Regions from separate parts of the Homo sapiens genome. Here regions 2, 3 and 4 are each linked to region 1. A link is a loop called in an ENCODE intact Hi-C map of the cell type or tissue named here. Cell type or tissue: dorsolateral prefrontal cortex. All regions are shown on one strand.

What was found. Hi-C counts contacts between places; a loop is a spot of excess contacts. Peaks named below come from ENCODE experiments on the same cell type or tissue, not always from the same donor. Only the 100,000 strongest peaks of a DNase experiment are listed, where the experiment ranks them.
Region 2: it touches region 1 in a loop (2.2-fold over the local background); 7 of 110 quality-filtered maps call a loop at or near these places.
Region 3: it touches region 1 in a loop (2.9-fold over the local background); 7 of 110 quality-filtered maps call a loop at or near these places.
Region 4: it touches region 1 in a loop (4-fold over the local background); 11 of 110 quality-filtered maps call a loop at or near these places.

The regions. Positions count from the first base shown.
Region 1 is chr5:180,280,380-180,288,379 of GRCh38, forward strand. MAPK9 (mitogen-activated protein kinase 9) reads right to left here. Exons shown (of 12, transcript NM_002752.5): 2 at 61-229. The coding sequence starts at 182. Among named protein-coding and RNA genes, the nearest start is that of MAPK9, 7.7 kb to the right of the region's middle. In dorsolateral prefrontal cortex, a CTCF peak has its summit at 3,967; a DNase peak (open chromatin) is centred at 3,952; H3K27ac peaks cover 867 bases.
Region 2 is chr5:180,196,477-180,204,476 of GRCh38, forward strand. All of the region lies in intron 1 of RASGEF1C (RasGEF domain family member 1C), which reads right to left. Among named protein-coding and RNA genes, the nearest start is that of RASGEF1C, 8.7 kb to the right of the region's middle. In dorsolateral prefrontal cortex, a CTCF peak has its summit at 4,964 (motif pointing right); a DNase peak (open chromatin) is centred at 985.
Region 3 is chr5:180,205,722-180,213,721 of GRCh38, forward strand. RASGEF1C (RasGEF domain family member 1C) reads right to left here and starts at 3,490. Exons shown (of 14, transcript NM_175062.4): 1 at 3,307-3,490. RefSeq lists an enhancer at 1,489-2,281 and a silencer at 3,406-3,625. In dorsolateral prefrontal cortex, a CTCF peak has its summit at 3,541 (motif pointing left); DNase peaks (open chromatin) are centred at 3,500 and 7,402; H3K4me3 peaks cover 2,489 bases.
Region 4 is chr5:180,123,247-180,131,246 of GRCh38, forward strand. It overlaps RASGEF1C (RasGEF domain family member 1C), which reads right to left. Exons shown (of 14, transcript NM_175062.4): 5 at 5,164-5,364; 6 at 4,363-4,437. Among named protein-coding and RNA genes, the nearest start is that of RNF130, 55 kb to the left of the region's middle. RefSeq lists silencers at 3,363-3,657, 3,884-3,933, 4,004-4,073. In dorsolateral prefrontal cortex, CTCF peaks have their summits at 1,069, 3,971 (motif pointing right), 4,177 and 5,484; DNase peaks (open chromatin) are centred at 3,965, 5,785 and 6,255; H3K27ac peaks cover 1,986 bases.

The DNA of each region.
Region 1 (8,000 bases):
AGTTTTACTTTTTATTACAGCAAAAACTCAATCCACGCTATTAAAACAGACCATACTTACCAAACAATCCCTTGGGCCCCAGAGCCAATTGGTTTCAGCTGCTGGTAACGTTTTAGGACAGTGAAGGTTGAGTCTGCCACTTGCACACTATAAAACTGACTGTCACATTTACTGTCGCTCATGATGCAGCGTCCTGCAATATCCCGAAGGGTGGGCAAGTTTCAGATCCCTTCAAAGAAAAACAGAATGAACGTGCATTCTTACCGGAAGTACATACGCAGCTCACGTAAGAGAGTTCTGAACTTATTGGTATGTAAGACAATGTGGCTGTAAGTTGATAAAGTCAATCTGACCAAGTTCTGAACTTAAGCAAGACACAAAAAAATGCAGACATTTCAGTGGTACCAGACCATTATGAAAGGAAGGAATTTTGAGGCCCAGCAAGACCACACTTTAAGGGGCTGGACTAGAAAATAACCACCTTTGGAGAAAAGAATGTATGCATTACTACTGGCTATGAAAAGACTACATCACTCTGTGCGTCTCATCAGCTTGCCCCCTGTGGGCAAGCTAGGTGTAAATGGTTCATTTACACCTAGCTGTCTAGAGACGGAGGCATTGTTTCAAAAATGATCACTTCTAGAATGCCTAAAGAGAAGCAAACGGACCAGTCTTCTGCTCAGTGTATAGATTCTGGTTGAAATGATGAACCAAAAAGCAAGATTCATACGCCAAAGTGACAGGCTGTCAGAGGCCTGGTGGCATCAGTGTGCTGCATGTGCCCAAGCACGTGCTCCTGCCTCAGGAGGTGGGTCCCAGAGCTGGCATCAGCTGGCACAGCCCCAGAGTCCCACATCACCACCGGACTTCAGGGTAGAGATCTGTATATGAAGAACTCTGCTGTGACTGACAGTCCATCATAGTAACACTAGGAAGTCTATCCACTATGTCTGAGTGTAGGCCAGCAGGCCCAGAAAGCAGCTTTTCTGTGGTTGAGGCACAGGCTGAGACTGCTGCTCTGCAGGAGCCTGGATGATTTTATACAGAAAACAAGCAAACAAATTGGCAAGTGGTTCCTAGGCTCGTGTCTGGTTATGCTTATTTAAAAGTCAGCAAGCTATTTATTTTGGTCTTTTAAAACTACATAGCCAACAATAAAATCATATAGGTAAACATTCTATACCGTTTAAGACTACAGAATGTATTCTACAGCTCTGTCAAATCCCTTGCCTTTATGTTCTAGTATCTAATATTTAACGTCAACCTAATGAGATTTTTGTGGTGATGATTTATATTTCAACACAAATGCTAGGATTTTCCTTAAACATGGAAAAAATGGATTAATAACAAGTCTAAATAAAGAACTGAGTCAAATTAATAATTTCTCCAAGTGACCACTGCCCCACGGTCTTCTCCCCGTCCTCTGGGTGGTGGCTGCAGTGTGGCTGCCACTCTGACCACTCCTGCCGAGGTGTGTTAGCGTGCCAGCCAGGGAGTGACTCCAGTGACGCCACAGCGCTTAGATGCTGGACAAACAGCTGCTCATACAACCCGCACCGCAGGAGTCTCAGTCCCGTGTTACCTGGGAGCAATCTAGGGCTGAGTGAGCTGGAACACCTGCCTAGCCCACACTGCTGTGAGAAGGGGACTCAGGAGCTCTCCAGGCTGGCAGGTCACTGTGCTCTAAGCTATAGGAGGTGCGAGGCAGGTCTGTCTTGCTCATGGCATCTCATACTCCAAGGACAGGAGGACAGGAAGCTGGTCTTTGGGGCACTGTGAGCATTCAATAAACCTTTGTTGATCTGATTCCCCACAGTGCTGCTCCATTTTACTGATATCTAAAGGAAGATCCTTTCTAAAGATTAGCTTATTTACAGTTTGCAAGAGGCTGAAACAATTCCACTCAACATTTAGGGGGTACCTTTATGCACGAAAGTGGTAAGTATAGCAAAAGATATGCCATAGTCAGCTAGCAACCAGTCTTGAAACAACATGTACTTCACTATTTGGGGGAGAAGCGCGAGCAGTGAGTCCATTATCTATATTACAAGTCACAGTGCGGTAAGGGCCATAAGCACAATGTAAACAAAATCAAAAGGCAAAAGAGATCCTACCCACTGGCAGGGGCAGAAGACAAGGACGGCTTCAAGGAGGAGGCGGCATCCGCCCTCAGACTCTTTTGCCAGAGATGGACAGTAGAGCCACAGAGCTCAAACTGACTGTGTCCAGACACAGCGAACTGCTGAGCTTGGCTAGCGGGGTACAAGTGCAAAGGATTAGAGACAACTCAGCAAAAAGGCAGGCACCCACTACCACCTGCTTTACGGAGGGTGGCTGTTCCTCTGCTATGCCGTCAACACACCAGCAACACAGTTACTTGCAAGCATGTACTGAGCACCCGCTGTGGATGGTGAGGTACCATGCCAGGACACTCGCCTGCCCTCAGTGAGCGCACACTCAGGAGGAGGCCCTGCACACCAAGGGTCCTAAACCCAGTAGGGTGAAGAAGATTTGGGGGAATGGGAGGAGAAGCAGCAGAGGCGGAGGCACATTCGGAATGTGACAAGTCACTAGGGACTTGCTGGGTAGAGGGCGAGTGAAGCTGGAGAGAGAAAAGGAGGCCAGATCACTATGAGCCCCAGAAGCCACGCAGAGCCGTCTGGCCTCAGTCCTGAGGGCTGTGGAAGCCGTCAAAACATCAGAGGTGCGACACAGGCGCTGAGGTGCTCCAGGATCCATCCCTCCCTTCCTCGCTTTCATAAGAGAAGCCTTCCTTCCCCTTCCTGCTAGATAAATGGCTGCCCAACTAGAGACGACGCCTGGCAGCTTTCCCAGCAGCCAGGTATGGCCAGATGACCAAGTTCTGACTAATAAGATGTGGGTAGAAGTGATGTATGCAACTTCCAGATCACTTTTATTTTTCTTTACAGAAAGCTGCTTGCCCTCCAATCTTTCTTCCTTGCTGCTGGCTGAGGGATCAGCTGTCACAGACCCAGAGATGGAAGTCACATGCTGTAGATGGAAAGCTGCCCACCAGCTGGATTCCTTAACTACCTCATGGCACAGAGCCACCCCCCATTCAGGACCCCGTGTCCACGTTGGGACTGACAGATCAATCTCAACCCTGCTGACCAACTCTGCAACTCTCCCTGCTATAACTGCTTTCAACCTATATTTGGACTATGACAATATTAGGTTAACTTTTTTAAATTTGGGGAGTATATTCACTCATATTAGGTTTTAGAATTGTAATTCCATCTCAAGATTTAAAATAGTCCGGGCATGGTGGCTCACACCTGTAATCCCAGCACTTTGGGAGGCCAACGTGGGGGAATCACTTGAGGTCAGGAGTTTGAGAACAGCCTGGCCAACATGGTGAAGCCCCATCTCTACTAAAAATACAAAAATTAGCCGGGTGTGGTAGTGCGTGCCTGTAATCCCAGCTACTTGGGAGGCTGATGCAGGAGAATCATTTGAACCGGGAGGTGGAGATTGCAGTGAGCTGAGATCGTGCCACTCCAGCCTGGGCCACAGCGAGACTCCATCTCAAAAACAAACAAACAAAAAGATTTAAAATAATTATAAAATTAAAATAAGGTACCCTTATTATGCAGGAGAAAAAAGTCACCTAAGTGAAAACCTGTTAAAGCCACCTTCTCTGTCAAGTTTGGGCTTTGTGAGAGCAAGAGAAAGAAACTTAAGGCCACCTGAGAAGGTGTGTAATTTAGCTATTCATGAGTCAACTCTATTGAGATGATATTTCAACAAAATGGACCATCAACTGGGGCTCAGAAAACAGTTTTACAAATCGGGAAGTACAAGAATTCTTCATGAAACCACATTAGCAATACACTAAAGCCTGCATTCGCTGCCTCCACTTCCCACACCAGCCGGTGCTGGTTCCTCCCCCTCAGCTCCCAGGCTGTGCTGCCACCATCCGTCCAGCACAGGGCTCCCTCCTTGCCACTTGTGCACTCAGCAGCGCCCGCCAGGCTGCACTGTCACAGCCTTTGTAGGGTCTGCCTCCCTTCCAGGCTATGAGCAACTCAAAACTGGGAGGGAACGCTACAAGGAGGTTTCCTGGAGGAGGCAAGACCTGAGCTCAAGTTTGTTCACAGTATCGACCGAGGCATGAGGAAACAGGCACTTTCATACACGTCAGTGAGAGCTGAGAAGTGGTAAAACATTTTTTTAGATGGAATATAGATCTGGCTAATAAAAATGTTAACTGCATATCCTAAACTGGCAAACACAATTCTCTAAGTGTATCTGACAAATACGTGTACAAGTATCCAAACATATTTGTGCAAGCATGTTTGTAACACTTCTTGTAACAGGCAAAAAACTAGAAGTAATCTAAAATGCACACTGTGGATGGACTGAATAAATTATGGCACAGAAGTACAACAAGGCCATTCAACAGAATGCAAGGACTTTATGTATCAATGTGGAAAGATGTCTAAGATACAGAAAGGAAATACACCAAGTTGAAGAAGAGAACACATAATGCCCAGCTACGTAAACACACACACACGCATACACACGCACATACACAATGCTGGCAAGTAGAGAAATAGTGGGAAATGAGAAACTTTCTTCCCATTATAACTTTCTATTCTGTTTTTCAAATGTACATATTTCACATTTAAAAACTGATTAAACAACACATGTTAAATGAAAAGCTGCAGAATGATCATTTGACACTTGTATGGAAGACGGGCTTCAGGCAGATAAGGCTAGAGGCATGAGAGTGGGCCTGGCTCTGAGGTACACATTTATCAACACCCTTATAACAACTAGTGAGAAGCATATTACTATCCCCGCTCTGCAAATGAGGAAACTGAGGCTTAGAGGAAGTTGTCCAGTAAGGAAGTTGTCCAAATTCCCAGCATGGCTCAGATTTGAATTTAGGAGTGTTTCACCACAATATTCAAGTTCCTCCCAAAGCACCATTCTGATATCCCTTTAGAAAGTGAAGCTATTTGCACATGGGCTGGCCAGGACCAGCACACAGTCCTGCACATTTCACCTTGCTGACTCCCCCTACCAAAACCTACCAAAACACTTTTTCCTCTAACGATGACAACGATTCAGTGATCCACAGACTCAAGTGAACCTTTCATCACACTAAAGCTTCAGAGTACCCAGGACATGCGATATTTAAATCAACTAACTATTGTGATTAAAAGCAGATTCTCACAATCACCCTCTGTCTCAATGCTTGCTGCCGACATTTTTTTCATTAAATTGTTCTGTTTTCCAGCTGGGCAAGATGGCTCACACTTGTAATCCCAGCACTGTGGGAGGCCGAAGGTGGGAGGATCACTTAAGCCCAAGAGTTCCAGACCAGCCTGGGCAACATGGTGAGGCTTCAACTCTATATTAAACAATAATAATAATAATAATAGTAAAAATCTGGCCGGGTGCGGTGGCTCACACCTGTAATCCCAGCACTTTGGGAGGCTGTGGCGTGTGGATCACGAGGTCAGGAGACGGAGACCATCCTGGCTAACATGGTGAAACTCCGTCTCTACTAAAAAAATACAAAAAATTAGCCGGGTGTGGTGGCGGGCGCCTGTAGTCCCAGCTACTAGGGAGGCTGAGGCAGGAGAATGGCGTGAACCTGGGAGGCGGAGCTTGCAGTGAGCCAAGATCACACCATTGCACTCCAGCCTGGGCGACAGAGCGAGACTCCGTCTCAAAAAAAAAAAAATAGTAAAAATTTAAAAAGTTCTATTTTCCTACTGTAATTCTTTATTCTTTCTTTTCTTTTTTTTTTTTTTTGAGACGGAGTCTCGCTCTGTCGCCCAGGCTGGAGTGCAGTGGCATGATCTCGGCTCACTGCAAGCTCCGCCTCCCAGGTTCACGCCATTCTCCTGCCTCAGCCTCCCAAGTAGCTGGGACTACAGGCGCCCGCCAGCACACCCAGCTAATTTTTGTATTTTTAGTAGAGATGGGGTTTCACTGTGTTAGCCAGGATGGTCTCGATCTCCTGACCTTATGATCCGCCCGCCTCAGCCTCCCAAAGTGCTGGGATTACAGGCGTGAGCCACCGCGCCTGGCCTCCTACTGTAATTCTTATGAAGAATAGCTTGGTATAACAACGTAATCTTTCTTTGATAATCAAGAACCTTGCAGCTCTCAGGGCCATCCTCTGTAGTTCTTAAGCCACAGTATATACCACAATACAGAACAACTAGCATTTGGTTATCACTTCACCCACTGTTGGATCCATAGGACCCTGCAAGGATCTCCGTCACCAGCCCCACTTCCAGGCACCCAGGCCTGCCTATTTCCCTCTCAATCCCCCACTCCCAGGGCCCTGGGTAAGGGCTTCTCGTGGCTCCTTGGACCAGCGACAGCAGAAGCATTCTCCCAGCCACCATTTCTGTGACTTCCGAACCACTGCACACATGCCACTTTAGAAAGAGAAATCACTCCACGTGAGAATATGTACACAAATGTTCACAGCAGCTTTATTTTTAATAGTGCCAAACTAGAAACAACCCAAACCTGTCCTTCAATGGGTAAATGGTTAAACTAACTGCTGTATACCCATACCATGGAATACCACTCAGCAACTGCTGAAACATACCACAACTTGGGTGGATCTCAGGGGCAGGATAGTCAACGAAAAAAGCCAATCTCAAAAAGTCACATCCTGTATAACTCCATGCATATAACATTCCTGAAAAGACAAAAGTATAGAGATGCAGACTAGATTAGTACTTGCCAGCAGTTATGAATGGTGGGGAAAAGGGGCTGCTGTGGCTGTAAGGGGGTGGGACAAGGAGATATCTGGGATGATGACATAGTTTTGAATCTTGATTGTGGTAGTGGTTATAGGAATTTTCACACGATAAAAAATGACAATGAACTCTATACACCTTGCTCCGATGCCCAATGTCCTGGTTTAGACATTTTACTACAGTTGTGTAAATATGTAACCGTGGGAGAAAGCTGGGGGAAGGGTACTGGGACCTCTCTGTGCCATTTGTGCAACTTCCTGTGAATCTATAATTATTTCAAAATATGGAAAGAAAAAAGAGAGATTTGTTGAAAGTGTGCAGTGATCACACCATTCTCCCATTTGAACTCCTTCAACAGTGACTGACTGCCTGGAGAATAAGATTCAGTTCCCTAGCACAGCACAGGAGATGGCAGTCCTCTGGCCCAATCTTAGGCAACATCAAACCACCTGGGATCAGCGGACACACCCAGCTACTGCACACCTTCAGGCCTCTGCCTAAGCTGTTCCATCTGCTTGAAATGACTTCCCTCCCCTTTTTGACCTGCTGGTCAACATTCACCCTCCTTCAAAAATCTAGTTCAAGCACTTGCTTCTCTTACATGTTTCCTCCTCCAGCCTTTCCCTTCAAACCATGCTGGGCATGCCCCCATTTTTGCCACCCTCCCAGTATTCGCTTTAGATTGCATTCCGAGTCTACTTACACTTCTACTCTGTAAGGGCAGAAAATGTGTCTGATTTATTTCTCAATCCTCTACTGATTACACAGTGGGTGCCCAAAAAATGTTTGTTAAAGACAAAGCTAAATGGGAGAAAAAATGCGGTAGGGCAGCTGGGAGCAGTGGTTAAGATCGGGACTTTGACTTCAGACTCCCAGTGGGTCTGCTATTTATCTGGGTGATGTGCAGCAAGCGATTGCACTCATCTGCAACACGGACGAGCAGAGAGCCTCAGGGTACCTCTAGATAAGAAGTGCACAGCCCACTTAGGAAGGCATCTTGATGCAGGAATGCACCCTAAATCTGACGAAGCCTCGTCTAGATCCAATTACTAACTTACAGAGATTACAGAGAAACACATTCAATTACACTGCAGAGATGCAATCAATCAAATACCAACTATGGAAATGCTAAGGAACAACTCGATTGCTTCAACAAATAAACTACCAAGAAAACAAAGAAATAGGAGGGGGATCTATGGATTAAGAGAAACTTAAAAGACGTATCATCCAATCAACAACGTATGGCCTTCT
Region 2 (8,000 bases), 84 kb before region 1:
GGCAACAGTGAGACTCTGTCTCAAAAAAGAAAAAAAAAGAAAAAAAAAAAAGAAATAGTATTGTTCAGGTTTTGTATTTCTTCTTATGTCAGTCTTGGTAAGTTACGTCTTTTGGGGTGTTTGTTCATTTTTCTCTGAAGTATATCAAATGTATTGGTACGAGGTTCTTCATAAAAATCCCTTGCTATCTGCTATCCTCGCCACCTGGGGAGAACCTGCAGCGATGGCCCTTTCTCCCTCCTGATGTTGATCATTTGTGCTTTCTCTTTTTTTGTCTTGCTTGGTCATGCTGGCGGGCAATCAACCTTATTCATCTTTTGAAACAGGTATTTCTCTGTTTATCAATCTCCATTCTCACAAGATAAAGTTTAAGGAGAACTTGGCACACTCTGCTTGATAGGAAGCACTCAATAAAAATTCTGTATTTCAAAGCAACACCTAGCTGCAGCATTTCTGAGTAACACCAGGGTAACAATATCCAAAGAGCCCGAGGGTTCCCAAGACCTGACTTCACCCCAGAATGTGGAGCTGGGTGTGCTGCCCGAGGCTGGCGTCGGTGAGGCTCCCCTCAGACCTCACCACAGGGCAGGGCTGCTCTCACTGACAGGCGCCTGTGGCCAGCCTGCCTCTGATGAGCCTCCTTGGTCCCTCTGCAGCACGATCCCCTTCCTGGAGAGTCCCATCTGGGGACTGAGATTTGGCGTCAGGAAGCAGGGGTGCATCAGGCACACGGGAGCTCTCTGCCTTGCCTCCCTCAGCCACACACCTGTGAATCACTCAACAATGGCTGGGACAGAGGGGAGCCCGAACCCTGGGACGGCAGGGGGAAGCAATGGCGGGATCCAGGGTGCTGCTCAGGGCAGTGGTGGCCTCTTGACAGTGGACCCAGGCTGGACAGAGAAGGCCTGGGGGTTAACAGAGAGGCACTCCTGGCTGAGCCTAGCTCAGGCCTGAAACCCACGGCTGCTCAGCATGTGTTTATTGGGTGGTCCACGTGATGGACAGATGGGAGGCTGTGAGCAGAGAGAGGCCCACAAAGACAGAGAGTGAGAGCAGTCCACGCTCAAAAATAGCCCAGACTGTCAACCGCACAAACCCCAGACAGCAGGCTGAGCTCAAGGCCCACACTGGCTGCATGGCCCTGGGATGTCCCCTTGTGTCCCTGAGCCTCAGTTTCCCCATCTGTAAATTGATGGCAGCTGCTGTGGGAATTACCTGAGGCCACAGGGACTCAGCCAATGGCACTGTGCAGGTGCTTAAACCGTCACAGAGAGCAGTGGTCATTTTACTATGTATTATTTAGCCAGATTGGCACTTTTGAACACTGTCTGGATTTTAAAACAAACAACTAAACAACTTCCTGACCAAATGACCCAGGTAGATATTTCCTCTGCAGGGGCACTAATTAGCTGATTCCAAGAGTCTGCACTGCGTCCCACGCTTAGCGACATCCAATGCACGTAAAGCAGAAATTCCCCAATTAGGATGCTGGTGTGGGTCCGGAAGGCATTGAACTGGCAACAGCGGTGCCTGAGTTAGCGTATTCCAAATTCATAAACCAAGGTGACCCCTCACATTCATGAGCCTTTCACAGATGAGTCTGTAGGACGCTTCCTGGACAGGCTTATGGGGCGTGGCAGTTTGGGGCACCATTGGTGGCAGGACCCTGGGCAGTAAGGCCCTAAGGAAACTGGAAACAGGCAGGACAAAAGCGCACCCTTCTGCAGGCCCCAGCCCCAGACAGCGCCACCCAGCAGAAGAGGACCAGGACCCCTGCTATGATTTCTGAAAGTCAAAGACACATGTCGGGTGCCCAAGAAGGGAAGAAAGTGAAGGCATACTGGACGCCTGCCTTGGCCAGCTCTGGCGTTGAGAGCCCCATCTGGTGTCTGAGGCCCAGAGCAATCCTAGGACTGTAAGAGTCTCCCAGAGAGGAAGGAGTGTGTCTTAGTCTGTTTCTGCTGCTATAACAAAATACCTGAGGCTGGATAATTTATAAGTAGTAGAAATGTATGCCTCACAGTTCTAGAGGCAGAGAAGTCCAAGATCAAGTTGCTCTCTGCTCCACAGAGGGTGCCTCCCTCCTGCATCTTCACATGGGGGAAGGACAACAGCTCCCTCATACCTCTTTCTTTTATAGGGGAACGAATTCCGTTTTTTAGGGTACTACCCATGAAAGGCTCCACCTCTCAATACAATCACACTGGCAATTACGTTTCAATATATACCAGTCAACAATTATGTTTCAACATATAAATTTGTGGGGGGACATGCTCAGACCATAGCAGATGGGTTCAAACCTAGGCCTCCATGACCTGGGCACCTTCTGCTGCTTCTGGGATCCTTTAGGGGGTCCTGCATGAAATGAGCCTGGCAAGGACCTTTGCCAAGAGTAGGAACCCAGGGAGGCAGAGCTGGGCCCACAGGTCCAGGCCTTGAGGCTGGAGGAGTGAGGAAGTAGGAGAAAGCCCCCAGGAAGGACTCCCAGAGGGTAGAAGGGAAACTGAGGCAGGAGCCCAACAGTACCACAGCACATCCTGGCAAAGCCTACCCAGGCCCCTAGTGGTCTCAGCCAAAAGGACCACACCTCTCCTCCCCAACCCCCACCTGCCACCCCCTGCTGGCAGACATGCAGCCCCCAGGAGTGCAGAGGACGGGAGAGGTGGCAGGGGGTGCCTTTCTCCTAGAGAAGCATCACATTCTGCAATTTTAAAACAATTCTGACTCAAAATGCTTAGCCTGCATTGAGTTTTTAGGAAAGAGTCTGACAAATCCGGATTGTGGGAGAAAATGGACGCAAGCTTTCTACAGGAACGACAAAAAGCATGTGGAAGTCCCGCTGTAGATTAAAGGGATCAAAAAGACACGGCAAACATCCAAGCCTTCATCACTGACCGGATCCTGGATATTAAAATAAGGCCAGAAAGGACACTAAACAACTAACAACTAAACAAACAACTAAACAACTTCCTGACCAAATGACCCGGGGAGATATTTCCTCTGCAGGGGCACTAATTAGCTGATTCCAAGGGTCTGCACTCCGTCCCACGCTTAGCGACATCCACTGCACGTAAAGCAGAAATGCACCAATTAGGATGCTGGTGTGGGACCGGAAGGCCCTGAACTGGTAACAGTGGTGTCAGCTTATTCAAAATTCATAAACCAAGGTGACCTCTGCCTTCCCTCCCTCTCTCCCTCCCTTCCCTTCCCCTCCCCTCCCTCCCTCCCTCCTTCCTTCCTTCTTTCCCGGATGGGATCTTGTTCTGTAGCCTTGAACCCCTGACCTCAAGCGATTCTCCCACCACAGCCTCCCAAAGCGCTGGGACTACAGGTATCAGTGATCTCACCTGGCTCATATTAAATTTCTTGAACGTGCATTCAAATTGTGGTTTCCTAGAAGAATTTCCGTGTTCTAAGGTGATGCTGATGTCTTGATTCCTGTAGCTTACTCTTAAATGGCTTAGTAAAAATAATGAGCAAATGTTCCAAAGTGTTAAAAATCGGGTCGGACGTGGTGGCTCACGCCTGTAATCTCAGCACTTTGGGAGGTTGAGGCGGGTGGATCACAAGGTAAGGAGTTCAAGACCAGCCTGCCCAACATGGTGAAACCCTGTCTCTACTAAAAATACAAAAATTATCTGGGCACGGTGGCATGTGCCTGTAATTCCAGCTACTCAGGAGGCTAAGGCAGGAGAATTGCTTGAACCGGGACCTGGGAGGCGGAGGTTGCAGTGAGCTGAGATTGTGCCACTGCATTCCAGCCTGGGCTACAGAGCTGGAAAAAAAAATTGATGGATTTATTTAATAGATGAAGAGATGAAGAGTACATCATTCTTTTTTTTTTTTTTTTTGAGATAGAGTCCTGCTCTGTCGCCCAGGTTGGAGTGCAGTGGCGCGATCTAGGCTCACTGCAAGCTCCGCCTCCCGGGTTCACGCCATTCTCCTGCCTCAGCCTCCCGAGTAGCCGGGACTACAGGCGCCCGCCACCACGCCAGGCTAATTTTTTTTTGGTATTTTTAGTAGAAACGGGGTTTCACCGTGTTAGCCAGGATGGTCTCGATCTCCTGACCTTGTGATCCGCCCACCTCGGCTTCCCAAAGTGCTGGGATTACAGGCGTGAGCCACCGCGCCCAGCCAAGTACACCATTCTTTATGGAGCTTTTCAAGTAAAAAGGCTGCAGACATCTCTAGGTCCCCAGAGATAATGGTGGCCACCTGAATCCAATCCTCTCCTTGGTAAAAGCCAATATGGACCAAGCAGGAGAGCAAATAAAACCATCCATGCCCATGCCTCCAGCATGAGTAGGAGACAGGGCGCGCGCTCCTCTAACTGGTGTGGGCGAGGAAAGCCAACCTTCAGAACCGGCTCCAGGGCCCACGCTGGCATTGGTGGGGTGAGGGCTCAGGGAGAGGCACTGTGGGAATGAGGAGAGGGGAGCTGGGACCAAGAACTATGAAAAAAAGAAAGTCCTTTAGCCAAGTGTGGTGGCAGGTGCTTGTGGTCTCAGCTACTCGGGAGGCTGAGGTGGGAGGATCACTTGAGCCCAGGAGTTGGAGGCTGCAGTGAGCTGTGATCGCACCAGCGCACTACAGCCTGGGTGACAGAGCGAGACCTTGTCTCTAAATAAAAACAAGAAGAAGAAAGTCCCACCCTACATGGGGAAACAGAGCACGCCTGAGGGTGGGTGTCAGAGCACTGGCGGCTGGGGAACTGAAAGGAGACAGCATTCGAGCCCGGAGGTGGCTGTCTCAGGAAGGCCCTGCTTCTAGGGGCCAGGCATGTGGCCTGGAAGTAGAGGCAGCCTTCGGAGGCTTGCTAGTAACAGACAGGAAGTAGCAAGCCTGGACATTCAAGGACCTACGGAAGCAAAAGTGAATATTGTAAACTCAGAAAACACAAGTCCACTCCCGCCTCCCAAAGCACAAGAAAATGGTGCACTTCATAACAACAACAGGAGAGGGCGCTCTTACACTAAGAAACCTACTACGGTTCCCAAGCCCCCAGCTCCTGCCTGCAGCCATCTGTTACCACCAGTCCAGGCAAATTAAGACATCTCTAAGTTAACAGATAATATCCATACAAAGCCAGTATAAAGAGCCGACACTAATCCTTCCCACAAACCCCCAATTTACAAAGGGAAAAACCACACGCAACACCTCAACTTGAATTACCTAATGCTATGGTCTGGAAGTTTACGTCCCCCAAAATTTATAATGGAAACGTAGTCCCCAGTGTGATGGCATTTGGGGGCGGGGGCCTTTGTGACGAGATTAGGTCTCGAGGGCAGAGCCCTCATCAATGAGATTAGTGCCCTTAGAAAAGAGGATCCAGAGAGCTCCCTTGTCCCTTCCTCCATGTGAGGGCGTGAGGAGAGGAGCCATCTGCGAACCAGGATGCGGCCCTCACCAAATACCTTGATCTTGTACCTCCAGCCTCCAGAACTGTGAGAAATCGTTCTGTTGTTTGTAAACTAACCCAGTTTCTGATACAGATGAACAGATGAAGACACACTAAAAATTCAGACACATGAAGAAAATCCCTACATTATACATTCAAAAACTCAACAGAAATGGACCCAAAAAAAGGTAAATGTGAAATTAGAGTTGCCTGAACTCATGAAAAAAAATGAGGAAAAGACCATCATCTCAGAAATGAAGACTGAATTAGAAAATCTCTTAGGGAGAACAGATTTGACTAAAAGCTTAATAGTGTTCATTAAGGAAATTAATGAAAACAACCATAAAACAAAAATAAAATTCATAGAGAAAGCAATCTAGAATACAGATGAAAAACAGATCTAACACAAACATATTATTGGCATCTCTGAAGAAAAAAGGTAAAATAATGGTACATAATATTTAACACTATAATCTAAGAAAATGTTTTAGAAATAAAAGAAGACTTAAATATGCATATTCAAAGAGTCCCCCACGTACCTAAGATCATTTCCAAGAGAATGCCTAGTAAAATGATTAAACTTTAAAAATAAAGAAAAAAAATTCTTTGGAGCTCCAGAAAAACAATCAAGTCACTTACAAAGGAAAGAAAGGCATGTTTATATCAGACATCTTGTCAACAATGTACAAGCAATACAACCCATAACAACATTTTTAAAAATTTAGGGACAGAAAGTAAGAGGCAAGGATTTTATAACCTGCCAATCTATCCTTCAAGTAGCAAGAGTATAGAAAGCAAGCAAGCAGGAAATAACAGTACTCACAAGTCTTTCTTTTTTTTTTTTTTTTGAGACGGAGTCTCGCTGTCGCCCAGGCTGGAGTGCAGTGGCACAATCTCGGCTCACTGCAAGCTCCGCCTCCCGGGTTCACGCCATTCTCCTGCCTCAGCCTCCCGACTAGCTGGGATTACAGGTGCCCGCCACCACGCCGGGCTAATTTTTTGTATTTTTAGTAGAGACGGGGTTTCACCGTGTTAGCCAGGATGGTCTCGATCTCCTGACCTCGTGATGCACCCGCCTCGGCCTCCCAAAGTGCTGGGATGACAGGTGTGAGCCACCGCGCCTGGCCAGTACTCACAAGTCTTTCTTAAGGAACCAACAGAAGCTAAGCTTTGTCCAGTCAAAGGGTGACTGGGAAAACTTTGGCAAAAATAAATATTAGTAATCAGAATCCAACATCCAACAGGCAGTTTCTATGGTGCTCACCGGCATGAGCTCTACCTCTTGGTGTTCATACATTTGGGACTGGGTGGGGCTTTTGACTTTCCTCTGACCAACAGACTATGGCAAAGATGATAGGATATCACTACTGGGATTATGTTACGTTGTTATATCATGTATGTCACGTTATACTATGTTATGTTTTGTTATGTTATGACTCTCTAGGGACTCTTTGCTGGCTTGATAGAGTAAGCAGTCATGCTGGGGAAGCCCATGTGACAAAGACCTGTGGGTAGTCCCGAGGAACTGGGGGTGACCCTAACAAGTTGAGGTTGGCCTCCAGCCAACATCCAGCCAAAATTTTAAGCTCTAAATATAACTACAAAGAACTAAATACTGCCAACAACCACATGAGTGGAGAAGCAAATCCTTCCCTAGCTGAGTCTCTACATGAGAACCTAGTGCTGGCCACCAGCAGTACTCAGCTAAGCCATGCCCAGGCTCTTGATTCACAGAAATGATGAGCTAATAAGCCATGCGTTGCTTTAAGCCACTAGGTCAATGATAACTTAGTACACAGCAATAGATAACTAATACAATGATATTGAAACATACTACAGGCTGGGCGCGGTGGCTCACGCCTGTAATCCCAGCACTTTGGGAAGCCAAGGTGGGAGGATCACTTGAGGCCAGGAGTTCGAGACCAGCCTGGCCAACATGATGAAACCCCATCTCTACCAAAAATATAACTTAACCGGGCATGGTGGTGCACGCCTGTAATCCCAGCCACTTGGGAGGCTGAGGCAGGAGAGTCGCTTGAACCTGGGAGGCAGAGGTTGGAGTGAGCCGAGATCATGCCACTGCACTCTAGCCTGGGCGACAGAGTGAGACTCTGTCTCAAAAAACAAACAAACAAACAACAACAACAACAACAACAAAGTGAAATCTGGGGGAAGACAAAAGTTATACATAGCTTTTTGACTGTGTGGGGGTCAGCATCCCTAACCTTCTCATTGTTCAAGGGCCAACTGTAATTGCTAAACTATATTCCATCGTACGGATATATATCTTGTTTATTTATTCACCAGTTGATGAACAACTGCGTTGTCTCTACTTTTCTGGCCATTATAAGCAATGCTGTTATGAGCATTTGTGTACAAGTCTTTGTGTGGACATTTCATTGTTTTCATTTCTCTTAGATTCCTGGGAGTGGGACTGTTGGGTCATATGGTATTTTTATGTTTAAATTTTAAAGAAACTGCCAAACTATTTTCTACATCATGTCCAAGTGGGACTTATTTCAGAAATGCAAAGATGGCCTAGTGTTAATATTCATACGTTTTGTGTCTGTTTACCTCAGCCTAGTCCCAGACCTGATATTGG
Region 3 (8,000 bases), 75 kb before region 1:
TATTATTATTATTATTATTATTTTGAGACAGAGTCTCACTCTGTTGCCCAGGCTGGAGTGCAGGGGTACAATCTCAGCTCAGCTCACTGCAAAATCTGCCTCCCAGGTTCAGGCGATTCTCATGCCTCAGCCTCCCAAGTAGCTGGGATTACAGGCATGTGCCACCATTCCCGGGTAATTTTTTATATATTTTGGTAGAGACAAGGTTTCACCATGTTGGCCAGGCTGGTTTCAAACTCCTGACCTCAAGTGATCTGCCTGCCTCAGCCTTCCCAAGTGCTGGGATTACAGGCGTGAGCCACTGTGCCAGGCCCTCCTTGCCTTTAAATATATTTTTTCTCTCTCTCTCTCTTTCACCAGTATGTGAACAGATGGAACAGACAGACCTGTGAGACACACTAGAAAGCCCAGAAACAGGCCCAGGGCTTGGATTTTTAGTGTATGAGAAAGGTGCATTTCAGATCACTGGAGGAAAGATGACCTTTTAAATAAATGGCTTTGGGACAGAGTGCCAGACACTTAGAAAAAGATTAAATTGGATGCAGAGACTAAGTACACAACTAAACAAATATTAGAAAACACAGATGATTGCTTTATAATTGGGCTTTTCATAGTTAGAAAAGTCTAAGTATGATTCCAAATCTATGTGAAAAGATGTCCAATTTCATTTATAATAATAGAAATATAAATTTAAAATACACTGAAATACTGTTTCTCAGCTCTCAAACCAGCGAGGCTGTGGGGAAACAGAAGACACTGTGATACATCGGTGGTGGGAATGCAAAACGGTGCTACCTCTTGACAAGGAATTTGGGACTAGCTAACAAAATAAATCCACATTCACTCCTACTTCTAGAAGTGTGTTCTAAATATACACCTTTGCAAACATTAACAATATAGGTGCAAAGTTATCCATTACTCCATTATTTTAAATTTAAAAAGACTTGGAAAAAAACAAAATTGTTCATCCAGAGGACATAATTTGAATAAACAATAATAGTACAGCCACAGAACGAAATACTATGTGAGTGTAAAAAAGAATGAGCCAGGTCTCCATGAACTGGTAAGAAGTTACTTTCAGGACATACTTCTAACTGAAGAAAAACCAGGAGCTGTACGGCTAACTTTTGTGATAATGCTTAAATGACTTGTTTTGCAGAAAGAGACACAGGAAGGATAAACCAGAAAATATTTTAAATGGCTCCCAATGGTGTGGGAACAAGGAAGAAGATGCAGGGGTGGGACTGAGACCTTTAAGGATAGCTTTTTAATAGTTCTGACCTTTAAACCATGTGTTTTACGTATTCAAAAAATAAAATTACATCCTAAAGTCTAAAGGAAAAAAAGCTCCAAATTGAATGCAAGTAGAAACACACGAAGCTAACAGTGTGTCCGACTGATAACGTCACCACACAGCACTCTGCCTGCACACCCGTGGAAATCCCGATGCTGACCTAGCAGGTTTTGGTTGGCTTCGGTGTGGATGCAGTCATTCTGAAACTCTTTCGGGGTGCATTGTGGAGCTAAGTAAATGATGAAATATATTCATGTTTGGGGGAATAAGGTTCTCACTGCAGGAGAAAGGGAAAGGAAATATTAATTTTTAGTAAAAAAGGGGCCTTGGCTTGGTCCACTGACAAGGCCTAGAGGCGGCGAGTGCACGCCCCACACTAAGCCCGGGTCCCACGCAAGGAACCAAGGCCCCTTGGACAAATGGCTGACTCTGGATCTGGGTCCAGGTACAAGTGAGAGCTGGAACCACCTCAGAGACTGGCGGGGACATGGCAGGAGGGTGCAGACCCCGGCCTGAAAAGGGCCAGGTCCCGGGCAGGGCCCCACCTCTACCTGGTGGCCTGCGGGCTCCCCCTCGCCAGTCCCGCCCTGGGCTCCGCAGCCCGTCCCTCTCTCGCCTGCCCTCCCTCTCCTGCCCCGGCAGTGCGCCCACCCGCCGCCACGGGCAGCCTTTCGACGCCCAACCTGCAAACCGCCTGGGGGCTGCCCAGGACGTCCAGACCCTGTAGCGTCTCAGCTCCAGCTCCGCCCCCTCCTGCCCTCAGGGATCTCACCCGCGCTGTTCCCCCGGGCTACCCGTCCATCACAGGCTGGGCTCCCCGCTCAGGACAGCCTCCCTGACCAGACGAAGGCTCCGCCGCGCCCTGGTCTCCCTCTGCCCCAGTCACCCTACTGCATGTTCTTCCCAGCACGCATAAGATCTTGGCCATGTCCTTGCTTTTGCCTTTGATTTCTTGTTTGGTGTCCCCTCCCACACCAGCTAGTGAGCACTTACGGGGGCAGGCAGCAGGCGGCACACAGTAGGCGCTCAATGAATGTGGCCAGTGAGTGGACAACCCTAGCCCCCCTCCACCGGTCGCCTGCACAGTGGCTGCACTATGGCTGTTGGAGCCAGTCTTACCAGAGGTGGGACCCCAGCGTTGCCACTCCATGGTCCCGCCCCTCTCTAAACCTCAGTTACTCCACCTGCCTGGCAGGCAGAGCTTCCCAGGACTCTTCTCAGGCTCCCGGGGCTCAGAACTTCTGTCTCTCCCACAGCCCCAGGAGGCAGGAGATACGGGCCCGGAAGAGCTCCACCAGCACCCCAACTTCCCAGCTCTGTCTTTCCCACAGTTTCCCACGCCCACGCTGAGCATGGGGCGGCGTCGCCAGCACCCTTCCCCAAGTCCCCCCAAGCATCGCTTTCCCAATCTAAATACAATGAGTGGACCAGGTGGTCCCTTGATGCCGTCCGCTGTCACTGCGTGAGGGACACACCCAGGACTCCCAGCAGACCCCACTGTTCTCGCAGGCCCTCTGATAGTGGCGCTGGTCCTTTCCTCAAATCCGATCCCATCCTCAAGGGTGACAGCACCCTCTTCCCCCAGGCGCAAGGCCCTTTCCCTTCTGCACGTGCACCGGCAGGTCTGCTTTCCCGTCCCCATTTCATAGACGGGGAAACTGAGGTCCGGTGCGGGTGGAGGCTTTGGTCTAGGCTGGCTCTTCCTGCCACTCTAGCGGCTGAAAGAAGCTTGCTCCTCGCGCCCAGCAGGGGCTGGCGGCGCGCGGCAGAGCTGGGTCTCCCGCCAGGTGGCCGGGGGTGTGCCCTCAGGGTACCCTACCCGCTACCCCCGCGCCTCCAGTCCCGGCGGCCGCGCGGACCCCGCCCCTGCTGACCCCGGCGCACGCTCCCGCGCCGCGCGCAGCCTCCCGCCTCCCGCCGACCCCGCCGCGCCGCCGGCAGCCCTCCCCAGCCCCCGCGAGCCCGCGCCCTTGCCCGCACCGCCAGGTGTCCCTCGGCCGCGCACCACTCACCGGCTCCCGGCGCGCCGGAACTCCGGGCCCGGCCCATGGGCAGCTCCCGGTGCGAGCCTCGGCGCCGCGGACCGGGGCGCCGCCCGCCGCCGCCGCCGCCGCCGCCGCCGCCGCCGCCGCCGCCCGACCGCCCGGCTCCCAGCGCAGCCCGCACGAGCGCCTGGCGGCGGCCCCGGAGCAACGCGGCGCTGCGCCCCCTCGTGGCACTCAGGCAGCGCGGAGCGGGCGGGGCGCGGGGGTGGAGCTGCGGGAGCCCGCGGGCGGCGCTGCACACCAGGGCCCTCCGTGCCCCGGCCGCGGAGCCAAGCGTCCCGCCCTGCGTTCAGGCCTCCGCGGCGGCTGGCCCCCCGCGCCAGGACCACCCGCTCGGGCCGTCAGACGCTGCCCTCCCGCGCGCGGACCCTGGCGGACTCTGCGCCCCAGCTGCCCCAGCCTACACCTCACCTGGTGGGCCTCTGGCGCCCCAAAACCCAGTTCACCCTCTCTCCTCAAGACTGGGCCCGGCCCGGTTCTCTGGACTGGCCACCTAGGTTGTCTGTGTCCCCCAATGGGACATCCCTGGGTGGACACCCCCCCTCCCCAACCTTCTCGGCGCTCTCCCGTGGCCCCCAGGGAGGGTGGACACCACTTTGAAGACACCGGGGTTCTGGGAGGATGGCGATGCATGATTTCACTTTTAGAAAGGGAGAGGGGCTCTAACAGGATCCAGTGGCCTCCTTGAACTGGGTCTTCAGTGAAAAGTTCCCTGGTTGGTCCCAGCATAGAGGTCAGGACACCTGTCCTCCTGTGTCCGCAGTTTGTCCCTTCCGCTGGGTTCCTGGTCTGGCTGACTTCAAGAATGAGCCAGGGACCTTGGCAGTGAGTGTTACAGCTCTTAAAGGTGGTGCGACGGTGAAACCCTGTCTGTACTAAAAATACAAAAAAATTAGCCAGGTTTGGTGGTGGGCGCTTGTGGTCCCAGCTATTCGGGAGGCTGAGGCAGGAGAAGGGCGTGAACCCGGGGAGGTGGAGCTTGCAGTGAGCAGAGATTGCACCACTGCACTGTAGCCTGGGCGACAGAGCAAGACTCCATCTCAAAAAAAAAAAAAAAGAAAAGAAAAGAAAAAGGTGGTGCAGACCCAAAGAGTGCGTAGCAGCAAAATGTCTTGTGAAGAGCAAGAGAACAAAGCTTCCACAGCAGGGAAAAAGACCACAGCCGGTCGCCGCTGTTGCTGGCTGGCGAGGGGTGGGCGGGCAGCTTTTATTCCCTTATTTGTCCCCACCCATGTCCTGCTGATTGGTCCGTTTCACGGAGTGCTGATTGGTGCGTTTTTACAGAGTGCTGATTGGTGCATTTACAATCCTCTAGCTAGCCAGAAAAGTTCTCCAAGTCCCCACCCGACACGGAAGTTCCAGCTGCCTTCACCTCACTCTGCTTTAGTCAGGACCTGCCTGATGAGATGTGGCCCAAAACTCAACCCAACCAGCTTGAGCAAAAAGCTGGTTTGTGGATCATAAAAAGCCAAGGTTTACTGCTTAGAGGAATGGCTAGATCCAGGTACTTAACCTATGTGCATAGAAACTGGCCTCCCCTATCTCCCAGTCTTTCTGTGGCAGAATGGCCCTGGGTTGACACCTCAGAGAGGGCACAGCTGCCTGATAGTTGCAAGGACAGCCTGCGGCTGCCACACACAGGCTCCGAGGAGCTGAGCTCAGGCCATTTCCAAAGACCTAGGGAGCAGGAATAGCAGGCCTGGGTGTCGTCTCACTAGAGCTGAGGCAGAGTTAGTCCTGTGTCAGCTTTGAGGATGGAGTAAGGTGCTGTTCCAAGCTTCCGTGAAGGCTGTTCCTGGAAGAATGGACAGGTTAAGAACAACAGTCCAGCCCATTTCTTGAACAGTTAGGGAAACTGAGTCCTGGAGAGAGCAGGCAGCTGCCTAGGGCATACAGATGTATTAGAATGAATGTGGGCCAGGTAGCTAGGCAGGGAGACAGCAGGGCTGGGGCCAGGGCCAGGGCCAGAGGCTGGCCCTAGGGAGGGTGACATCTGAGACCAAGGGTCAGGTGTGGGGAAAGGGAGGAGGAACAGAGGCAGGCACTTGGTCAGGGGTGAGCAGTGTGCTCCCAGCAGATAGACAGATGCGCCTCAGGGTGCAGGCACTGGGCCCTCCCTGCATCTTCTCCGATTATCACCCTATGCCCCTAAGCCTCAGGTCCAGTCCCAGGGTGTCGCCTGGAGGAAGCCAGGAGTCTAGGAGGAGAGGCCGCAAGAGGCACCTCAGAAGAGCTGACCCACTCAGCTGTGTTGTTCTGGGGTCTGGGCAGCACTGAGCGGCCCTCCTAACCAAGTGCAGGTCAGGGTGGTGAGGCCAGTCTTTCCCCAGCTCACCCTTGCTCTGTGAGCAAAGGCTGCTGTCCCCTGATAAAGAACTTTCTCCAGCAAGTGGCTGGGGCCACTGAAGCATGATTGCCCTGCTGGGAGCAGGGTAGGGGATGCTTGGATGAGGCCAGGGCAACTGGAACATGGGTGTGGACTAGCTCATGGCCACAGCTCCGTGTCCCACAGGGGTGAGGGTGGCAGAGCTTTGCTCTGGGACAAAGGAGAAGACCGTGTCCCCTGAGGTCTCCTGCGTCCTCTCCCTGCCAGACCCATCGCTGCCGAGAGTTGGGCCTGTGCTGAGGAAGACGCATGAGCTGCAGTCGCGGCTCATGCAACACCAGGAAGGTTTTTGAGCCTCGCGGCCAGCGTGGAGTTCTGCCCTGAGCCTCCAGCTTTGTGGGACCCTGGCTGCAGGTGCCACCACTGGGCCCTGGGAGGTATCTGCTCCCGCCCCCTCATAGCCCACCCAGGAGTGCCCTCTAGCAAGGAACCTCTCCTGCCCAGCCCCTACCCTGCCCACCCAACTTCTCACTCCAGAACGTGCCCCGGGGCTAATCCCTGAGTGAGGGCATTGGGACAGAGGGTGAGCCATCCCTAGGGCCGTCAACTCAGTCTCCCCTCACCCCACCACTGCCCTGAGACATCTATTGGGTGGACACTTACCTAGGGCCTATGTGTGCCGGGCACCATGCTGGGTGCTGGGAATATAGCAGAGAGCCCGACATGGGGTTCCTGCCCCCTGGAACTCATGGTTTAGAGAAGGGAGGCTGAAAACTAACCATACAAACAAAAGAGTAAAAACAATCATTTCGGAGAGCGCCGAGCGCCATGAAGGAAGCCATACTGGGGAGGTGGTTGAGTGCGGTGGGGCTGCTTTAGAAGGGAGGGCCCAGGAAGGGCCTCTCCAGGCACATCAGACAAGGCACTGGCCATACAGGGTCTGGGAAAAGCACCGTGGGCAGAGAGAATAGCAAGGGCGAGGCCCTGTGGCTGGCATGGACTTTGCATTGTTTTTGCAAAAAAGAGGCTGGAGCCAAGGTGGAAGGGAACAGGGCCAGGCAGGGTGTCCAGGTGGGCAAGGAGCTGGATCCTGTCCTCTGGGTGTCGACACAGGGGCAGGTGTGGCTGCAGCTCTGCCAGCAGCACCCCCAGCAGGAGGGGGTGGTGCTGTCCCCAGATGTAGGGGTCCTGACACCCATGAGGCCTTTCCCAGCACCTTCAGCCCCTGCGTAGCTGCCCCTGGCCTGGATGGCACATCCTGCACACGTGTGACTCTGGGAGACCTGAGTGTGCCCCACCAACGCAGCACTGGGTTAGTGGGGCTGGAGTCCTTGTTCACTGGGTGTGGCCACGAGGGACAGGCAGCAGGCCCACGAGGAGTTGGCAGGCAGGGGAGAGCTGATGAGTACAGACCTGGGCAGGGGGCAGGGAATGGGGCAGACCTGAGGGCTGTTTCTGGGGGAGAAGCCACAGGACTGGATGATGGGAGATAGGAGAATGTGTGAGAAGTGACAGCGATGGCAGGGGTCCTGGCAGGATGAATGGGGTACCTTTCCCAGGAGGGCGAGGAGCCCCTTCACAGCAGACAGCACCTGCTGGGACTGTGGGGCCAGGGGCATGTGGAGGAGGTCTGGAGGCAGCGGGGCCTGCGGGTGCCTGCCTGGTGCGGGTCCTCAGGGAGGAAGGAAGGACAGCACGGGCTCCAGCAGCTGCAGGCGCTTACGCAGAGCAGGAGCCTGTGAGGCCCTGCAGTACGTCTGCCCGGGATGCTTGGCACAGCCACAGCACGTGACTCAGGGAAGGGGCACCGGGCAAGGCTGCTGAGCAAGTTCACCAATAAAATCAGGAAACACTGAGGACAGAACTTTGGGCTCTGGCCAAAGCATTTTATTAGCCGACCCGTAACTCGTCCATTCTTGGTCTGGTGAAAACCCTCCAAAGTTACTGCAAGGGCAGAGCTCCAGGAGAAGTCATCCTATAGTCAGCCACGGGAGGGGGCCACATTTAATGATCCTTTACAGTCCAGGGCTGCCAACCCACTGAGCCTGGGCTGGGAGGAGCAAGAGAGAGGGTGTGTGTGTGTATATGGATTTGCACATGTGTGCATGCATGGTATATGCAGTATGTGTATGTGCACTTGTGTGAATGTGTGGTGTGTTCTATGCATGTGTATGCAGCACATGTGTGTAATGTGTGTGTGTTGTATGCTTGTGTATGTAGCGCTGTTTTGTGCACGTGTGTGTATATATGTGATGCTGTGTGCATGAGTGTGTGGTATATGCATGTGTGTGTTGTCTGCTATGCACATGTGTGTGTGCTGTGTGCATGTTGGTGC
Region 4 (8,000 bases), 160 kb before region 1:
AAGTTCTTTATCAGGAGAAGTTGAGTCCTACAGTCACATGGAAGATTTTAACACACATGACGGTAACTAGTAGCTTAGGGAGATTGAAAAAGAAAAACAAAACGCAACCCAGGATGAATATGAATCTCAGCAACACAATTTGAAGCAATAAACAAACACGGAAACTTGAACTTAACTACTTGAGAATACGCATTCTTTTCAAATGTTCAGAAACTTAAAAAATTTTTTGAAATAATCTATGTTTCAAAGATGAAATCATAATGGAATTAGAATGATAATGAAAATGTTAAAAAATAAAACTTGGAGGCTGTAAATAAAAATTTATGTAAAAAGAAATCAACCATCTTTCATGCTTTTATTAGAAAAGAAGGATAAAAACAAGCTGAACATCCAACATAAGAAACTAGAAAAAGAATAACAGTATAAATCCAAAGAAAGTAGATGGAAGGAAATAATAAAGAGTAGAGAAGAAAGAAATGAAATAGTAAAAAAAACTGCAATCTACAGAATCAACAAAGTCAAAAGATCTTTATTTGAAAACATTAATAAAATTGATGAACCTCGGATAAGATTGATAAAGAAACAAAGAGAGGTGTAAATAATCAAAATACTAGAGATGGATCAATGTAGATGTGAAGAAATTAAAAAGATACCTAGAGAATATTACAAATAATTGTATGTCTATAAATTTGGAAACTTAGGGGAAATGGCCAAATTCCTAGGAAAATATAAATTACAAAACAGACTAAAGAAGAAACATAAAACCTAAATAGTCCTAAAACCATTAAATTAATAACAAGAATAAACAACGAAACAAACAAACAAACAAGAATAACCTTGAATCAGTACACGAAAGTCATCCCTCAAAGAAAATACTCGGGAGGCTGAGGCAGGAGAATGGCATGAACCCAGGAGGCAGAGCTCGCAGTGAGCCGAGATAGCGCCACTGCACTCCAGCCTGGGCGACAGAGCGAGACTCTGTCTCAAAAAAAAAAAAAAGAAAAAGAAAATACCAAGCCTAGATGGTTCCACTGGCTAATTCTACAAAATGCTCCAAGAACAAGTAATTCCAGTCTTTCAGGAAGAATAGAGATCAGGGTAAGAGAAACAAAGACTACACAAGAACAGTATCAGAAGGGGAAATAACAGTTCAGTCTCACTGACGATTATAGTTGCAGAAATCCTAAAACATTAGCAAACCAAATCCAGGGAAGTGTGAAAAAGATAATGATTTCATTTATCCCAGTTTCGTTTATCTCAGAAATGCAAAGTTGGTTCAACATTGATTAAAAAAACAGCCTGGCGCAGTGGCTCACGCCTGTAATCCCAGCACTTTGGGAGGCCGAGGAGGGTGGATCACTTGAGGTCGGGAGTTCGGGAACAGCCTGACCAACATGGTGAAATCCTATCTCTACTAAAAATACAAAAATAGCTGAGCTTGGTGGTGGGCACCTGTAATCCTAGCTATTTGGAAGGCTGAGGCAGGAGAATCTCTTGAATCCAGGAGGCGGACGTTGTAGTGAGCGAAGATCGTGCTATTGCACTCCAGCCTGGGCAACAAGTGCAAAACTCCGTCTCAAACAACAACAGCAATAAAAAACTAGGCCAGGTGAGGTGGCTCACACCTGTAATCCCAGCACTTTGGGAAGCCAATGCAAGCAGATCTCTTGAGCTCAGGAGTTCTAGACCAGTCTGGGCAAACATGGAGAAACCCTGTCTCCACAAAAAATACCAAAATTAGCCAGGTATGGAGGCATGTGCCTGTAGTCCCAGCTACTTGGGGGGCTGAGGCAGGAGGATCACTTGAGCCCGGGAGGTTGAGGCTGCAGTGAGCTGTGTTCACATCACTGTACTCCAGCCTGGGAAAAAGAGCAAGACTCTGTCTCAAAAATACCAACAACAACAACAACAAAAAACCCAAAACAAACAAAAGAAACATTTATTTTAAAAACTAATATAAACAATCAGCTAACAGTTTAAAGGAGAAGAGAATATGTGAGTAACAGATCCAGAAAAAATAAATGAAATTTAACAACCATTCATGATGAGAATTCTGAGAAAACTAGGAAGGAACAGGATACTTCCTTAAGCTGATAATAGACATCTCAAGAAATCCTGTAGCAAACATCATACTCTATTGGGACAACACGTTAAAAGCATTCCTTTGAAAATCAGGATAAAATAAGGATGCCAGCTATCAATACTTCTATTTGACATTGTACCAGAGGTGCAAGTTAGCACAATAAGTTAGTCAGGCCGGGCGTGGTGGTTCATGCCTGTAATCCCAGCACTTTGGGAGTCCAAGGCGGGTGGATCACCTGAGGTCGGGAGTTCGAGACCAGCCTGACCAACATGGAGAACCCTTGTCTCTACTAAAAATACAAAATTAGCCAGGCGTGGTGGCGCATGCCTGTAATCCCAGCTACTCGGGAGGCTGAGGCAGGAGAATCGCTTGAACCCGGGAGGTGGAGGTTGCAATGAGCCGAGATCGCACCACTGCACTCCAGCCTGGGTGACAAAAGTGAGTGAGACTCCATCTCAAAAAAAAAAAGCTAATCTTAATTGCTAATATAAATATTGATAAATATAATCCATATAACCAAAAGTTAATTGGGGTCCTTAATAATTTTTAAGAGTATAAAGGGATCCTGAGCCTTTTGAGAACGGACACCCTACAGAAAGTGTGCACTCGTGTATACCAGCGGGTGTAAGAATGTCCACTGTGGGAATATTTATAACAGCAAAAAGCTGGACACACAAATGTTCATCTACAGTAGGGGGATAAAACAAATGTCATGTGTCGTCTTGATGTATTTCACAATAAAAAAGTAATATTTGGAAATGGCCCCAAACCAAACAAAAAATCTTACAAGAATCTCGGCCGGGCGCGGTAGCTCACGCCTGTAATCCCAGCACTTTGGGAGGCCGAGGCGGGCAGATCACAAGGTCAGGAGATCGAGACCATCATGGCTTACACGGTGAAACCCTGTCTCTACTAAAAATACAAAAAATTAGCCGGGTGTTGTGGTGGGCGCCTGTAGTCCCAGCTATTGGGGAGGCTGAGGCAGGAGAACGGTGTGAACCCGGGAGGCGGAGCTTGCAGTGAGCGGAGACCGCGCCCCTGCACTCCAGCCTGGGCGACAGAGTGAGATCCGTCTCAAAAAAAGAAAAAAAATCTCCCTCCCGTTCCTGCCTCCCAGCACCACAGTTGTTCCGAATTCCCAGAGCAGTCAGCATTCCTAGAGAGTGCTGACGGACACAGGCAACATACATGGTTTTGTGTTACCCTCTTTTTTTGTTACCCAAATGGTCACACACTCTCGCCCCTGCTCTTCCCTCTACCGTTTTCTCTCAGTGCCTGGAGGGATAGGTCTTGGAGGTTGTTCTGTCCACCTTATTCCCTTTCACAGCTGCACACCATTCTAGTTATAGACGTTTCATAATTTGTAATCCAGTCCCCATGGGTGACAAGGCAATCTGCCCCCAGTGTTTGGCCATAATAAACATTGTCTATCCCAAATATCTTCGTCCGTGCATGTTCGTGTACATGGGTGTGTATCTGTGGGATAAATTCGTAGGTATGGAAAATTGGGGTCAAGAAAGTCCATTTAGAGCGTCGATGCTAGTGCCAGTCTCCCCTCCAAAGTGGCTGCGCCAGCTTCACCCCAGCAGCCACGTGGAGTGTGTCTTCCACAATGTGTCTAACCTACTAGGTGATTTTTGCTTATCTGAGAAGTGAAAAATGCAATCTCATAGTTTGTACTTTTATTAGGTGTGAGGGCAGAAGGCACAATGTTTGCAATTCTGGCTTGGATTTAGCCCGTGGGAGGCACCGGCACCCTGCTGGTTGGGCTCCCAGAAGGGCGGGATCGAAATCCGGGTGCGTGGGCTGTGTCCTGAGCACCGGGACCCAGGAGTTCCCTTACCCATCCCGGGCAGCGGGCAGCAACCCGCGCTTCCCCGCGTGGCCGCTGGAGGGCACCGGCGCCCACCGAAACGCACCGGGAAGGCGCACGGGGTCCCGGAGCGCGCCAGGGGGCCCTCCACCCTCCTCCCTGCCCAGGGTCCTGGCCCACCCGAGCAGCGCGGCCCACGGCCTGGTTCCTGGCCCACTCCTCCTCCCTCGCTGGGTGGGTGACCCCCACGTCCCGCACGTCCAGGCTTTCCGGGGACTCGGGACTCGGTTGTCGTGGTGCGCCCCCGAGCTGGAGGGGCGTGGCGGAGTGGGCAGGGCCCCCCGAGCCCACCTGTCCCACTCTGGGCCACTCCAGCGCTCGCCCAGAGAAGGCTCGCGGGCTCCCCGGAGAGCGGCCAGTCACTGGGTGAGGCTCACTTTTGGGACAGCCCGTAAGAGCCTCCTACCTTTGTGCTGGCCAGAGGGTCCTTGTTCACAAAGGCCTGGACAAACTCCTCAGGCCCGATGTGCCGCAGCCGCTCCTGCAGGGAAGGGTGAAGAGTGGGTAAAAGAGGGAAGGTATGGGGAGGGGGTGTCCACTGGGGGGCCTGCCGTGGTGCCCCAGCCCCTAGTCCTCCTCACAACAGTCACTCTGCAACTGCCCTCCCCACTGGGGCTTGGAGACCCTGTTTTAGGTTGTCACAGAGCTCAGCGCCTTCCCTGGAGGAGGCAGCCCCTCCTTTCCCGGTTCATGGGGGCAGGGAGCAATGCTATGAGGCGTGACGCCCAGGGAAGCCAGGCTCCACGCTGGGTAACTGAAGTGGCCTGCTTCCTCTGCGGGGTGGAGGGGCTGGTGGCTAGGAGCATGGCATCTGGGTCAGAATCAAACCCTGGCTCTGTCCCTTCTGCTGTGTGACTTTGGCAAGTCGCTTCACCTTTCTGGGCCTTAGTTTCCTCTGTGTACAGGGCCTGCCTGGCCAGGTGATGGAGACATGAGCGAGCGCACGGGAGCGCGCTGAAGAGTGCCTGGAGAGCAGGGAGGTCGCCATCAACCCTCAGTCTCAAAGGGAAGAACCCGCCCCAGCCTCCCTCTCCCTGGGGTGGGCCCTTGGCCTCTGCATCCACAAGGGGCCCAGTGCATGCTCGAGGCTAGGCCAGGGCCTCCTTCACAAGCTTGTGGGGCTGCTCTGGGAAGCCAGGGAGGGCACAGTGTATCTGTGTGTGTCCTGCTGAATCCCGGGTGAGGAAGGTGGTTTGGGCCGGCTTACCAGTTCCACGTGGGTCAGCTGCTGGGCCAGTGTGTAGGGGTCGCTGCAGACACCAAGGAGCTCCCTGTGGATGGAGGCTGGTGGCTTGGTCCTGTAGGAGATGGGCTTGTCGGCACCCACCAGACCTTCTGGCCCCTGGCGCAGAGCCGCCAGCTTCTGGTGCAGAGCCTGTAGGAGCTGATGCATCCTCTTCCGGTATGCCTGGTGGGTGGAAAGAAGGGCGCTCAGGACTGAACACTCATCTCTGCATCTCTAACACTGGAACCAGGCAGCCACCTGGGCTCCAAAGGGAGGGTCTTTTCCTCAGGGTCTCTGGAGAAAAGGCCAGGTACCAGCGCAGGGGCCAGGACCTGCCCCTACCCTGAAACAGGACCCAATCCCGGCCAGGGTGGGGCCACCTGGCAAGGGATCTGGGGTGAAGGCTGCAGGGCTTCCCATCTGTGGGTGGGAGCCAAGAGGAGCACACATCAGGGAGGGTGACGGGGGCCGGGGGCAGCTGTCTGGGGCAGTGGGGTAGAGTGGGGTGGGCACGGCCAGGAAGCCAGAGAAAGGGAGAGAGGCGGGAGACATGGCATGGGCCCTGCCCTGGGCAGACGACTGGCATTTGGCTTGGCTTTAATGGGGCCTCTGTTATCTCCCAGGCCCAGCTCGGCCTTCCCCGACCAGCTGTGCTGTTGTCTGGGAGAGAGACAGGAGGTCAGTGGAAGGGCCAGGGCCCACGGGGGACTGACTGTGCCCCCCAGGGCTGGCAGTGGCTGCGCCCCACTCCCCATCTTCCCAGCACTCAGATGAAGCCCTGGGAGGCAGTGTGCCGACCACAGTTTTGGACACAGCCTTCCTTAGAGGGGTCGTTCCTTCCATGGGCAACAGATAGAAGAGTCGGACAACTGCCCGGCTAACCAGTGGGCGCCTTCTGCACCTGGCCCGTGCTCTGAGAGTTAGGCTTAGGGTTAAGCCACGTCCTGTCCCATTCCTCCCATCTGAGGCTCTGCCACAGCTGCCCACTGCCATAGGAGTGCCAGACGACTCCCAACCCCGCCACCAGAGCACAGGGCTCCAGCGTCCTCAGACAGTAGCAGCACCCCAGGGCCCTGGCTGAGGCCCCCCCAGAGCAATCGGAGCCCCCAGACCCTCACAGCCAGCATGCAGATGCCACACCTGCCCACCGCTCACTGCAGGCTCTGTGTGTCTCAAAATCGCATGAAGGAAAACTCCCTGCAATCTCTGAAGTGACCTGATGATGCCGACTGCCACCCTTCGTTATTTCCCGAGGCCTCTGGGAGCAGCAGCCTGTCCAGTCAAGGTGCGCCATCGCTGGGGACCAGGCTCCAGCTCCCACCACTGCCTCTGCCAGTGCCCAGGCCGGCTCCTGGCTGTAGGGGGTTGCATCTCACTCTGAGTTAGACCAAACCCCTTGAGGACATGAGGATGTCTACCTTAACAAACCCAGCCAGTCTGATGGCACTTCCTTGGAAATAGGGGTTTCCGAGGGGAAATAATTAGGTTTTCCTTGACGGTGGGAGAGGAGGTGCCCCTGAGGGGTGGCCACGGCCTTTCATCCCTGTACCCAGCCCATGATGTGGCCCAAAGCAAGAGCCCGTGCGTCTGAGCTGGCTGGTGGGGGTGAGCACTTACTGCGCACCCACTGTGTGCCCAGAGCAGGGCTGGGCTCTCATAGCACAGCGGCGGCAGCACAGACCTTGCAGCCCTGTGGAGCTGTTATTCTAGTGTGGGAGGAAATGACCCCATTGTCTCGACGGTGGTCCTATCAAAGAAGTCGCATAGGGTGACCTGGATGAGTACTGTTGGGAGCAGAGGCCAGGGAAACTAGGCTCCACGCTGGGTAATTGAAGTGGCCTGCTTCCTCTGCGGGGTAGGGGGCAGGGGGCCCATGGAAGGAACGACCCCTCTCAGGAAGGCTGTGTCCAAAACTGTGGTCGGCACACTGCCTCCCAGGGCTTCATCTGAGTGCTGGGAAGATGGGGAGTGGGGCGCAGCCACTGCCAGCCTTGAGGGGCACGGTCAGTCCCCTGTGGGCCCTGGCCCTTCCACGGACCTCCTGTCTCTCTCCCAGGCAAAGCCAGAGTCCCACGAGTGGCTACACCTGCTGTTTCGTCTCCTCACCCCCACTCACTCCTGAATCACTTCACCTGGCTGCCACTCCCATCAGTCAATTCGTTGGGCCCTCCTGTCACCAAAGCCAGTGGCCGTTTCTCAGGCTGCGTCTTCCTTGGCCACCTCCGCCTCAGCCTCCTGGTTGCTCCTGCCTTGGGCTGTCTGCAGGCTTGCCTGTGTTCACTGTCGTGAGATGCTGGGGTTCGGGGTTCTTCCTGCTCTGTCTAGGCCTCTCTTCTCACTCTTACTTAGCTCCTGGCTGTTCTGCTTCACACCTGCAGTCTCCCTCTGATCTCCAGAGTCATATGGGCGGCGGTCCGTCATATGGCCCATGGTCCTCTGTTTGCCCAGCACAGCAAATGGAGGTCGACTCTCCTTGTCCAAAGCTGGTATTCCCAGTGTTGGTGGATAGCGCGTCGGCCACCAGACACACAGGCTTGGTGCCATCCTCGACCCCGCCCTCTCCCTCATGCCCCTCTAGGCCATCACCACCCCTCTCTAGTTCATTTTCTTCTATTTCTGCGCATCCCACCACTGTCTCTGGAGCCCAGGCCACTGTCATCTCTCTGCTGCACTGGCCTTCTTAATGCCCCCAATGCATCCACGCCGGTTTCTCTCCACCCTGCAGCCACAGAGGTCTGTTCAAAATGCAAATCTGATCGCTGCCTCCCTGTTCCTGAAAATGCCTCCATGGCTTGTGCAAAGATAGGAGCCCTGGCGTG